3 separate regions of the Mus musculus genome follow, and regions 2 and 3 are each linked to region 1. Evidence: chromatin contacts called from ENCODE Hi-C or POLR2A ChIA-PET data. All regions are on one chromosome and are shown on one strand. Each heading gives the region's core, a stretch centred on a gene start or an enhancer-like site at or near the end of the contact. The rest is flanking DNA. Distances are from core to core; before and after follow the strand shown. Region 1 has its middle 7.2 kb from the start of Banf2os. Region 2 holds the start of Dstn (destrin). Region 3 holds the start of Bfsp1 (beaded filament structural protein 1, in lens-CP94).

Region 1 (3,251 bases), core at 716-3,215:
CAACAGGGATATATCCAAAGACTGAAAATGACTCTTGAAAAGATACTTGCATGTTTGTGTTTATTGCAGCAACAGTGACAATGGCCAAGAGGTAAAAGAAAACTAAATAGTCACCAGCAGATGAAGCAGTAAAGGCAATCAATACATAGACACCGGGAAGTTCTCAGCCACAAATAGAATGAAATGTAACCAAGCAGAGCGGCCCACACCTGCAATCCCAGCACTCAGGAAGCCGGGGCAGGAAGACCATGAGTTCAAAGCCAGGCTGGACTCCACAGTGAGTTCTAAACCAGATTAGGCGAAATTGCAAAATCATCTCTGGAAACAAAAGGAAAAAGAGGAAAATTCAGTTATACTCCATAAGACGGATGGGACTTCAGGACATTATGCCAAATGTCAGTCACAGAAGGATAAAACTGCAGGATGTCATTTATGCAAGGTTCCTAGAACAGTCAAATATAGAGAGACAGAAAATAGGATGTGGTCACCAGGGCCTGGGCAAGGAGGAACTGGGGAATTGTTCCACAGTGTGGAGAGTTTCAGTTTTACAAGGTGACACATTCTGGAAACCTAGACACGTGGTGTACCTCATTAACAGTGTCGTGTGCACTCAGCAATGTAAAGGCTATAAAGTCATTGCTTCATGCTTTCGTTTGTCTGATACTGGGATCGAATTCAGGTCCTCGTGTGTCCTAGCCAAGGGCTCTACCACTAAGCTACATCCTCAACTCTAAAGTTCTATGTTTTACCACAATTTAAAAAAATAAAATAAGATAGCCTTGGCCAGGCATGGTAGTGCACACAGAGGCAGAAGGAAGGATCTCTGTGAGTTCGAGGCCAGCCTGCTCAACACAGTGAGCTCCAGGACAGCCAGAGCTACACAGTGAAACCATGTCCCAAAAAGCCAAAATAATAATAGTCTTATTAAGGAGCATACAAATCCATCATGGGCCATTCCTCACTGTCCTGTTGTCCCATACTCTAAAAGACCCAATGAGCACACACACACATACACACACACATACATACACACTCACACATATACACACACACACATACACACACACACACACACATACACACACACACACATACACACACACATACACACATACATACACACTCACACATACACACACACATACACACACACACACACACACACACACACACACACACATACCACAGAGATATACAAAGCCATGAGCACACAGAGGCAGGGTCAGAGGTCACCTCCTAGTGGCTGAGTCACAGGCTGCATGCTGTCTCGCTTACCTTGCCCTCTCTTTCCTCCTTTGTCCCCCCCAGAGATAATCCTCTGGTTGAAGGTTCGCCTGGGCTGTTTTAAAGACACCACACAGTATGTGCACAGTTAAATCTACCGTGAGCATGCTGGAAGGTACCACCATTTCCCAGCCCTTCAGACCCAGTTCCCGAGAGCTGTTTCTCAGCCCCTCCCCACCGTGCCCTGGAGCCCCCCACCATAGGGTAATCTGGACCCCAAAAGTCAGACAGACTCACTATGGGTACCTGGTCCCCCTCTTATACTTGCTACAGCTGCCTATATCAACCCACAGGCTCAAGGATGTCCCCAGGTCTGTCCCTAGGGCTGCACAGACCCTTGAGGACAGTGATTTGACAGAACCTGTTCCTGGGCCCCTCCTGTTCCCACGCCCACCCCGCGCGCCCTGACCCCAGCTCTGTCCTCAGGGAAGGTTCTTCCTGACCTGGCTCTAGCCTGCATGTTGCCCCTGTCTAAGCAAGAAGTACAGGCAGGGTTTGCATCCCACTCTCCTTCCTTTTTATCTTTAAAAATCAGGGAACTCCTCTCTTAGCTCCACACATATGGAGGCAGTCTGAGAGCCCCACAAATATGACAGCAGCAGATCTGAATTCTCCAAGGTGCCCGGCTGCTTGTCCCTCCCGGCCTACAGACACAGCCCCGTCAGAGTGAAGGAGGAAGACAAAAAAAGCTGTCCTCGGGGCTGGCTTCTGCTAGTGTGACCTCACCGTCCCCCAGGGAAGCTGGGGCTTTCTCTGCTAGTTTCCTACTTCCAGAGCAGTTTGGAAAGAGCTTTTCTGGCGGCTGGCAAGGCATGTGCCTGCAAGATTATCAGGGCTGCATCGACTAGGGCTTTGCTATTTTCTTCTTTGTTCCTTGGGTTTTTTTTTTTTTCCACAGTGGGCACCTTTTTTTTTTTTTTTTTTTTAAGTGTCAGAGAAACAAATGAGAGTTTTTTAAGTAAGCGATTTAAAAGCCCGCTCCGTCGCCTTCAGCGCTTTTCCCGGCCTCTGCTCATTCTGGGCCCCAGTGTTAGCCATTATTCTCTCTGTAGCTCCCCCTCTGCTTCAAGTCCTCCGCCTTCAACCCTTCCCCCTGTTTGTGAAAAGAAAGAGCTAATAGCAGTGGTTCCTGGGAGCTAAACCAGGCTCCTTGGATGCGTCTAGATTTTTTTTTTTTCTTCTTACCTGGAATATTACTATCAGAATTTATTCTTTCAGACTGAGAAACCGATTCCTGTCCCTGCTGATAAGAGAAAGGGACATTATTTTCTGAGGATCGTCAGAAGGTGTACAGTCTGAGGCTACTCATGAAGAAATGTCAGTCAGACCCTAACTAAGGGACTTGATGCAAGATCATTGTCTGCACATGTCACCAATGTCAATCAATGACATGCAAGACCTGGAAGAATAGAGAGAGGACAACAGAATACAGTGGAGAAATGGGATCTTGTTTTGCCATAAAGGACATTATAAAAGACCGCTGGTGACATCTAATCACAATTAGATAATTGTGTCAAGTCATGTCAGTTTCCTGACCTAGGCAACAGCACTGTTGTAAGACATCTTCTCTTTATGAATTACACATCAAAGCTATGGGCTGGAGGTCAAGGACGTCATAGCTGTAATTTACTGTCACTTGATTTAGAAAAAAGTCTTTACATCTACAAATAAAAATACACACAAATAGAAATAAGACATGGAGCAGATGTGGCAGAAAGCGTGACTGTCTAGGAATGCTGGGCGAGCAGTGGAGACAACTTGTGTTCTGGTCCCGTGTTTTTCTGTGAGTCTCTTTGATTCTGAACCTTCTGGTAATGGGGATAACACAAAACTTGACTCCTAACTGTCCCCTGACTAACCTGCTTGCTTGATGAACCTTGAAAAGACCATGGGAGTGTCTTCAAAATAAGCGGTTTTATTTGGTTTGAGGTAGAGTCTTACTTATTATGTAGCCCAGGCTGGTCTCA
Region 2 (2,974 bases), core at 359-2,858, 300 kb before region 1:
CCCCGTTCCCTGATTTCCATGAAGTTAATGATTATGGAAAGACATAAAACGGATTCGCTGGAAATATGTCAAAAAAAAAAAAAATCCAGGCTGGCAGGTGATAGGAACACAGTTACTGGGCAAATCCATAAGGAGAGGGAGTGAGGCTAGAGGCAGAGGAGCCAGAGAGACTTGCTTAAGATTCTGGAAGAAGCTGGGTGGTGGCGGCGCACGCCTTTAATCCCAGCTCTTGGGAGGCGGATTTCTGAGTTCGAGGCCAGCCTGGTCTACAAAGTGAGTTCCAGGACAAAAAAAAAAAAAAAAAAAAAAAAAAAAATCTGGAAGAAGGCACAGAAAATTTTATGCAGTAAACAGCATTCTTGTATTTGGACAGGATTGTGGAGGACGAAACACCAATGATAGGTTGAACCGTCCTTAAATGAAGTCTCATTTAGTGGGGTCAGAGTCCTGAGCAGAAAAAAACAAAAAACCAACCCCAAAAAAAAACAAAAATAAGCCAGAAGGGTTCGGGCTGCAGCTGGATGTAGGTTCTTTCTCTTCAGTGTGATTACCAATTATTAATACCAAAGACTTGTTAAAAGGGCAAACTCTTAGGTTACATTCTAGGTGCACGGAGCCAGAACTAAGAAATCTTTGAGCAAACTCTCCAGGTGATTCTGACGCCACTGCCGTAGCCTGCCAAACACCCCGTGGCAATGCAGTAAGGGATTAGAATTGCCACGACTTGCCTTTAATCTTAAGAAAGAAACAAAACCCTTAAAACTAATGGGAACCGCGGTTTGCTACCTAGGGTAGATTTTTTTTATATAGCGCCCAGAAAACAGAAACAAAGAAAAACAACGATCATGTTGCCCAAAAGCCTTCTTAGATAATTAAGACTTTTTTTATAGAGATCCTGATGTTCTCGTTGCCTAAATTCAGTTCAAAAGTGAGGTGATCATCCCACGTCTTACGAGTTCCTTTTATTCGCTACAAAAACACCCGGAGAAAACAAGGCTAGGATTGCGGGTGGCCCTGTGGAAGCAGTATTTCCGTGCAACCGCCCTTTAGGAAAACACAATTCCCCAATGAGAAACCCCCAAGCGCAGCGGCGGGGCCCGGCCCACAGTCCCGGGCCACGCGGCGTCCCCCACGCACCCCCCGCGGGCCACTGGGCCTCCTCCCAGCCCGCTCAGAAGATAAACAAATCACTCCTGTTTTCCAGTCCTGGAATAAGCGCTGACTCACACAGCACTTTGATCAGCCACGGTCGCCTCAGGAAGGAGGAAAACTGTGCAGATTTTTCCCTCTCACGCGACGGCCCGAAGTGCCGCGCTGACCAATCAGGACTGGGTGGTGGGAACAGCACCAAAGTAGGTAAAAAAATGCGGGTCGCGGTCCCTGAGAGCCGTTTTGAGAGTTCTCGTCGCCAAGCAGAGCACCCGCCCACCGGCATTCGCCCCGCCCACTCCGCGCCGGGGCCCCGCCCCTAGCGGCGCGCACACCTGGCCAGGTGGCGACTTCCATGTATGGGCAAAGGCCGCGCGGTAGGCGGGGCATCGCGTGGTCCCGCCTCCAGGGCAGGGCCAGATTCCCCGGAGCGTCCTGTGTCCACCCTTCACGGAGCAGCAGCCCGGGCGCTCCTCTGGGCGGGGAACCCATGCACTCCCCTTAACTGGAGAGGGGTTTCCAGTTGTCTGGAGACTATTGGGACTCCTGGGTGGGGCCTGTCTGGGGAGGCCGGCCTGTTGCGTAGCAACGGTGGGCGGAGCGAGGGGCGCGCGCAGCCGCAGTCTGGCTGGAACTCGTGCCCGCCCTTAATAAGCTCGAGCTGCCGCGTCCGCCCTGCGCCTGCTCTCCTGCTTTTGCTACCCGGAGGACGAAGGTGCACAGACTTTGCCGTCAGGCTCCTAGCTCTCCTCCCGAAGTCCGCCCCAGCGAACATGGTGAGTGATCCTCGGGCGTGTGCTAAGGGAGGGGTCGGTTCCAAGGCAGCTCCTGGGCGGCATCATGCCCACCGTTCCAGGCCGCCGCCCGGGATCCCCTTCGGCCCGGCCTCGCTGCCTTCGATCCCGAAGTCGGTAGATCCCCGGGATGGGCGGCCGAACCTGAGACCATCCGTGTGGGCGCGGTTTTCTCCAAGGCCAGCTTGGTGACCCGTGAGCTTTTCCAGCCCTTTTTACTGAGAAGGAAAAGGATTTTATTGAACACTCTAGAGGGCGGAGTAATTGCTAGTGAGCGTGATTAAGAACCGGGTGGCCTTGCCGTGGCTTTGTTTGTCGTATCTGGCAATCAGCTTCAGTGGCACTCTCGTTGGGCTTGTCAAGCTTGGCAGTGGCTCTTTTAACCCTTCCCTGCCGGGTCCATTCATCCATGCTAGAAATTTGCCTTTACCTGAGAACAAGGCTTTACCACAACTTTGGGTGCAAGTCCTGGACATGATGTTGTTGCTTTTCAGATGCAAATTTAAAAACTTTCAGAAAGCCCGTATAATTACTCCAGCCCTTTAAAAAGAGAAACATTCGTTGTATTGAGATGGTAGAGATTTTGCTTAATTTACAAACTTCTCTACCTCCAAAGTGTTACTCAAATCGGTTGTAAAACAGTATCTCAACTGGGCGATCAGGTGGAACATTTTGTCACTGTAGTCTGCACAATGTTACCATTTTTGGTCAATGATTTGCTGGCAAGGCCTTGCCTCACTGCTAGAAATACTATCCTGTTGCTACATCTGTGCGCCGGGAAACAGTTGGTACCCACTTATCTGTCTACAGAGTGTTTTCACTGAATAACAACTTTGGTTTTTTCTTAGGATATAGCAACTGGCTTGCAGGTGCAGGCTGGCTCATTAGATTAAATGGATAGTTTTCTTGAAAACGGACCATGCTTAGCTGTGCCTTGATATTAAGTCATGTTTGGGTTTAATGCTATGAGCTACAAATATTTCAGACCTTGAAGTCTGTTGAACCTCAGCAAGATTTTAAGTGTATGTATA
Region 3 (3,036 bases), core at 250-2,749, 350 kb before region 1:
GGGTTCCTATGGCTCAAAACCAGGAACAGAAAGATTGATGATGGACTTAATAAACTATCCAGCTTGCCAATAAATTCACATTATGCTTCATTTTAACGTTTATTATGGAAATAGCAGTTGGACTTGATAAACAAGCTTTAAAATATACATATTCACTCATTCAAACATAGTCCCCAGAGAAACTCCGTCTAAAAAAAAAAAAAAAACAGACAAGACAGACAGTTGATATATACGTGAATTTTTCAGCCATAAAAAAGAAAATTATGCTGTTCCCAGGATAATGGATGCAACTGGAGATTAACATTAAAGCCAACTGAGCCAGTTTCAGAAAGCAAATATATGTTTTCTCCAATTTGTAGTTCCTAGATTGTATATAGTCACATAAAGTCATACACACACATACAAGAAAAGAAATTGGGGAAAAGGGAGATAAGTGGGAGGGAGGAGAAATGAGAAAAGGGAAGGTAAGGATCCAGGGGAGAATGCGGTTATGGTACAATATGTACCTGTATGAAGATTAAATTGAAAAAAAAAAGTATGGAGTCAAAATCAGTCATGTGAGAGTGCATATCCTGAAATTATAGAACCGGGGTGCACTGGGAACTGGGAGACTGCAGCTCTGGGGTGGTGCAAACTACCTCGCATATTTGGGTGTTGGCTCAAGTTAAACACCAAAAACTCGAACTATGCATTTAAAACCTGTATGGTCCATTCTATCTATCATCCCAAAACATAGGAAAAGTAAATGAAGCCGGATCCCGAAAGTGCCATGGAACTGAAAGTTGGACGTCTGCAGGACCCGTGCATCCCGACGCCCCTCTCTCCGCGGACAGTCTGCAGTTACCCCCACGCCTCCCGCCACATCGCCTACGTGCCTCAGTCTCCCTAACCGTGCCTCTTACTTGCTGCGGAACTCGTCGAGCGCGCGCTGCGCCTCGGCCTCCTGCCTCTCGAGCCGCGCGTGCTCGGCTGTCAGGTCCCGGGCGCGCTGCAGATTGGCCTCGACGTGGCGGGCGAGCGCGTCCTCGGGCCCGGGCTGCTCGCCCAGGCGCTGGAAGGCGTCGAGCTGCCGCCGCAGGCCGGCGTGGCGCTGCTGGAGCGCGCGGGCCCGCTGGACCTGGACTGCCACGCGCTCGCCCAGCGCCTGCAGCGCTGCCAGGCCGGGCGCGGTTCCCCCGGGCTGGGCGGCGGGGCCCGCGGGCTGGGCGCGCTCGTAGCGCTCCTGGCGGGCCTGGAAGACGTAGCTGCGGCGGTACATGGCTCCCGGAAGGCCGCGGCCTGGGCTGCGCCTGCTAAATAAACCGGCCGGCCGGGCTGGGACGTTCCAGAGCCGGTCAGCAGATGTGCCCTCGGGGCGGGCGCCCAACAATGAAGAGCCGCGGGTGCTTTGTGTGCGGGATTAAGCCGCCCATACAGCTCCCGGGTGGAAGGGGCATCGGGCAAGGACCTCTTTGTTCCGCCATTGTGGAGGCCTGTTGCTATGTGACTGCACGGAGGATCAGGGGGACAAGAGATGCATGATGCTCTTTTAACTGGCTCTGTGTAAGCCACCCAAGGCCAGCTTGCTAAAGTCCTGCAGCAGAGGGCCTGGCACTTTCTCCTGTCCCTTCCAACTTTCATTATGAACTTACTTGTTTGTTGTTGATTTCAGGCTTTTAAAGGCGTTACAATAATACCATGTTGCTGAGGCTGTCTCGGGGAGGGCTTCCTAACTATGCATGCAGATAAAATGGCCTAGCATGTAAGTGTTGAGCTGTCCTCCTAGTAATTTCTTATGACTGTTTGGGTGTATTTGTGAGGACTTGACAACTTGTATAGTGACTTAGGAAGACTGGTGATACTGACCTACACCGTTGCTCTCTCACCAAGGAGGTGAGGTTAGATGCTTCAAACTTAACAGAAATCCTTACAGTCTAAGGACTTAGTAAACTATCCAGTTCTCAAATAAATATTCTCATTATGTTTCATTTTAACTTTTATTATGGAAATGGCAGTTGGAGTTAAAAAACAAGCTTTGAAATATATACAATCACTCAATGTGATAGGCTTTGAAAAATTCAAAAGTAAAATTAATGTTGAAAATATTGAACTATTTGATGAGATTATTCCAGGATATAAATATTTATCATATTAAAATATTTATTTAAAGATCATTATCAAAGTCTGGAGAGATAACTCAGTAGGTAAGCATGCTGTACAATCACGAGAACCTGTGTTCAAATCCTCGGCACCCACGAAACGCTGGACATGGCTAAATATGCCTATAACTCAGCAATGGAGAGGGAGGTACAGTGATGGAGAAGCAGCAAACCTTCAGTTCAATAAGAGACCCTTCGTCAAGGCAGTGAGGAAGACACTAAATGCTCTCCTCCGACCACAGCATATACGTGCACACATTTCACATTTCTATAACCACATACTTAGCAGTACATGTGTATCACCCACAGTTTTAAAAACCATTATCAAAAGGACTGGTCTCTTATAAATTAAGGCTTAGCAACACCATATATTACCAACCATATGGATTACACATAATTATGCTACAAATTAAAGTTACTAAAAATAGGGAAAATCACTGAGATCTTTGTTTAGTTTATTATCACTCCAAGAAGCCTATATAATAAAGGATTCAGTCTGGAACAAAGCAATGTATGATCTGTATGTGTGGTGACATGGTCATATTCTCTCTCTCCCTCCCCCCCCCTCTCTCTTCCTCCCCTCCTCCCTCCATCCTTCCCTCTCTCTCCTAAGACATTTAGGTTTTCATGGCCAAGTGGAGGAGAGCATGATGTGAGTATTTTGAAGGTTTCCCACACACTGCTGGTGATGAATTGATTTCCAACTTCCCAGAGAGCAAAACCCACATGTAACAGGTACGATAAATCACCCATGGCCTTTGACATCACATGTTAGTCAGTTGTTGCTACAGAACAAACGACCCCAAAGAGTCGAGAAATAACACATATTTATCACCACTCTCTGGGTCCCCAGCCCGGCTGAACAGTTCTTCTAGCTGCAGGTCTTTTGATCGGCTGA

The links. A loop is a pair of places that touch in the nucleus more often than their neighbours do. ChIA-PET counts read pairs that join two places held with the same protein, here RNA polymerase II (POLR2A).
Region 2: a loop to region 1 is called in a map of heart, with 2.7 times the contacts of the local background. The contact joins the promoter of Dstn here to the enhancer-like site in region 1. A Hi-C loop is called at or near these places in 3 of 37 maps with a recorded cell type or tissue (gastrocnemius and heart). POLR2A ChIA-PET finds 5 or more read pairs at or near these places in 2 of 5 experiments (Patski and embryonic stem cell).
Region 3: a map of gastrocnemius shows a loop between it and region 1 (8-fold over the local background). The contact joins the promoter of Bfsp1 here to the enhancer-like site in region 1. A Hi-C loop is called at or near these places in 18 of 37 maps with a recorded cell type or tissue (CH12.LX, Patski, adrenal gland and 5 more).

Annotation. Positions count from the first base shown.
Region 1 is chr2:144,213,451-144,216,701 of GRCm38, forward strand. No RefSeq gene overlaps it. Among named protein-coding and RNA genes, the nearest start is that of Banf2os, 7.2 kb to the left of the region's middle. Within about 2 kb of position 1,966, at least 1 of the 3 ENCODE cell types and tissues checked has a DNase peak (open chromatin) inside an H3K27ac peak, as active enhancers do; it is heart, where a contact is called at or near this core.
Region 2 is chr2:143,913,723-143,916,696 of GRCm38, forward strand. Dstn (destrin) reads left to right here and starts at 1,609. Exons shown (of 4, transcript NM_019771.2): 1 at 1,609-1,925. The coding sequence starts at 1,923. It also overlaps a transcript of Bfsp1 not described here.
Region 3 is chr2:143,861,674-143,864,709 of GRCm38, forward strand. It overlaps Bfsp1 (beaded filament structural protein 1, in lens-CP94), which reads right to left and starts at 1,500. Exons shown (of 8, transcript NM_009751.2): 1 at 903-1,500. The coding sequence starts at 1,258. Gm33648 (a long non-coding RNA gene) reads left to right here and starts at 1,653. Exons shown (of 3, transcript XR_375039.4): 1 at 1,653-1,741; 2 at 2,752-2,873.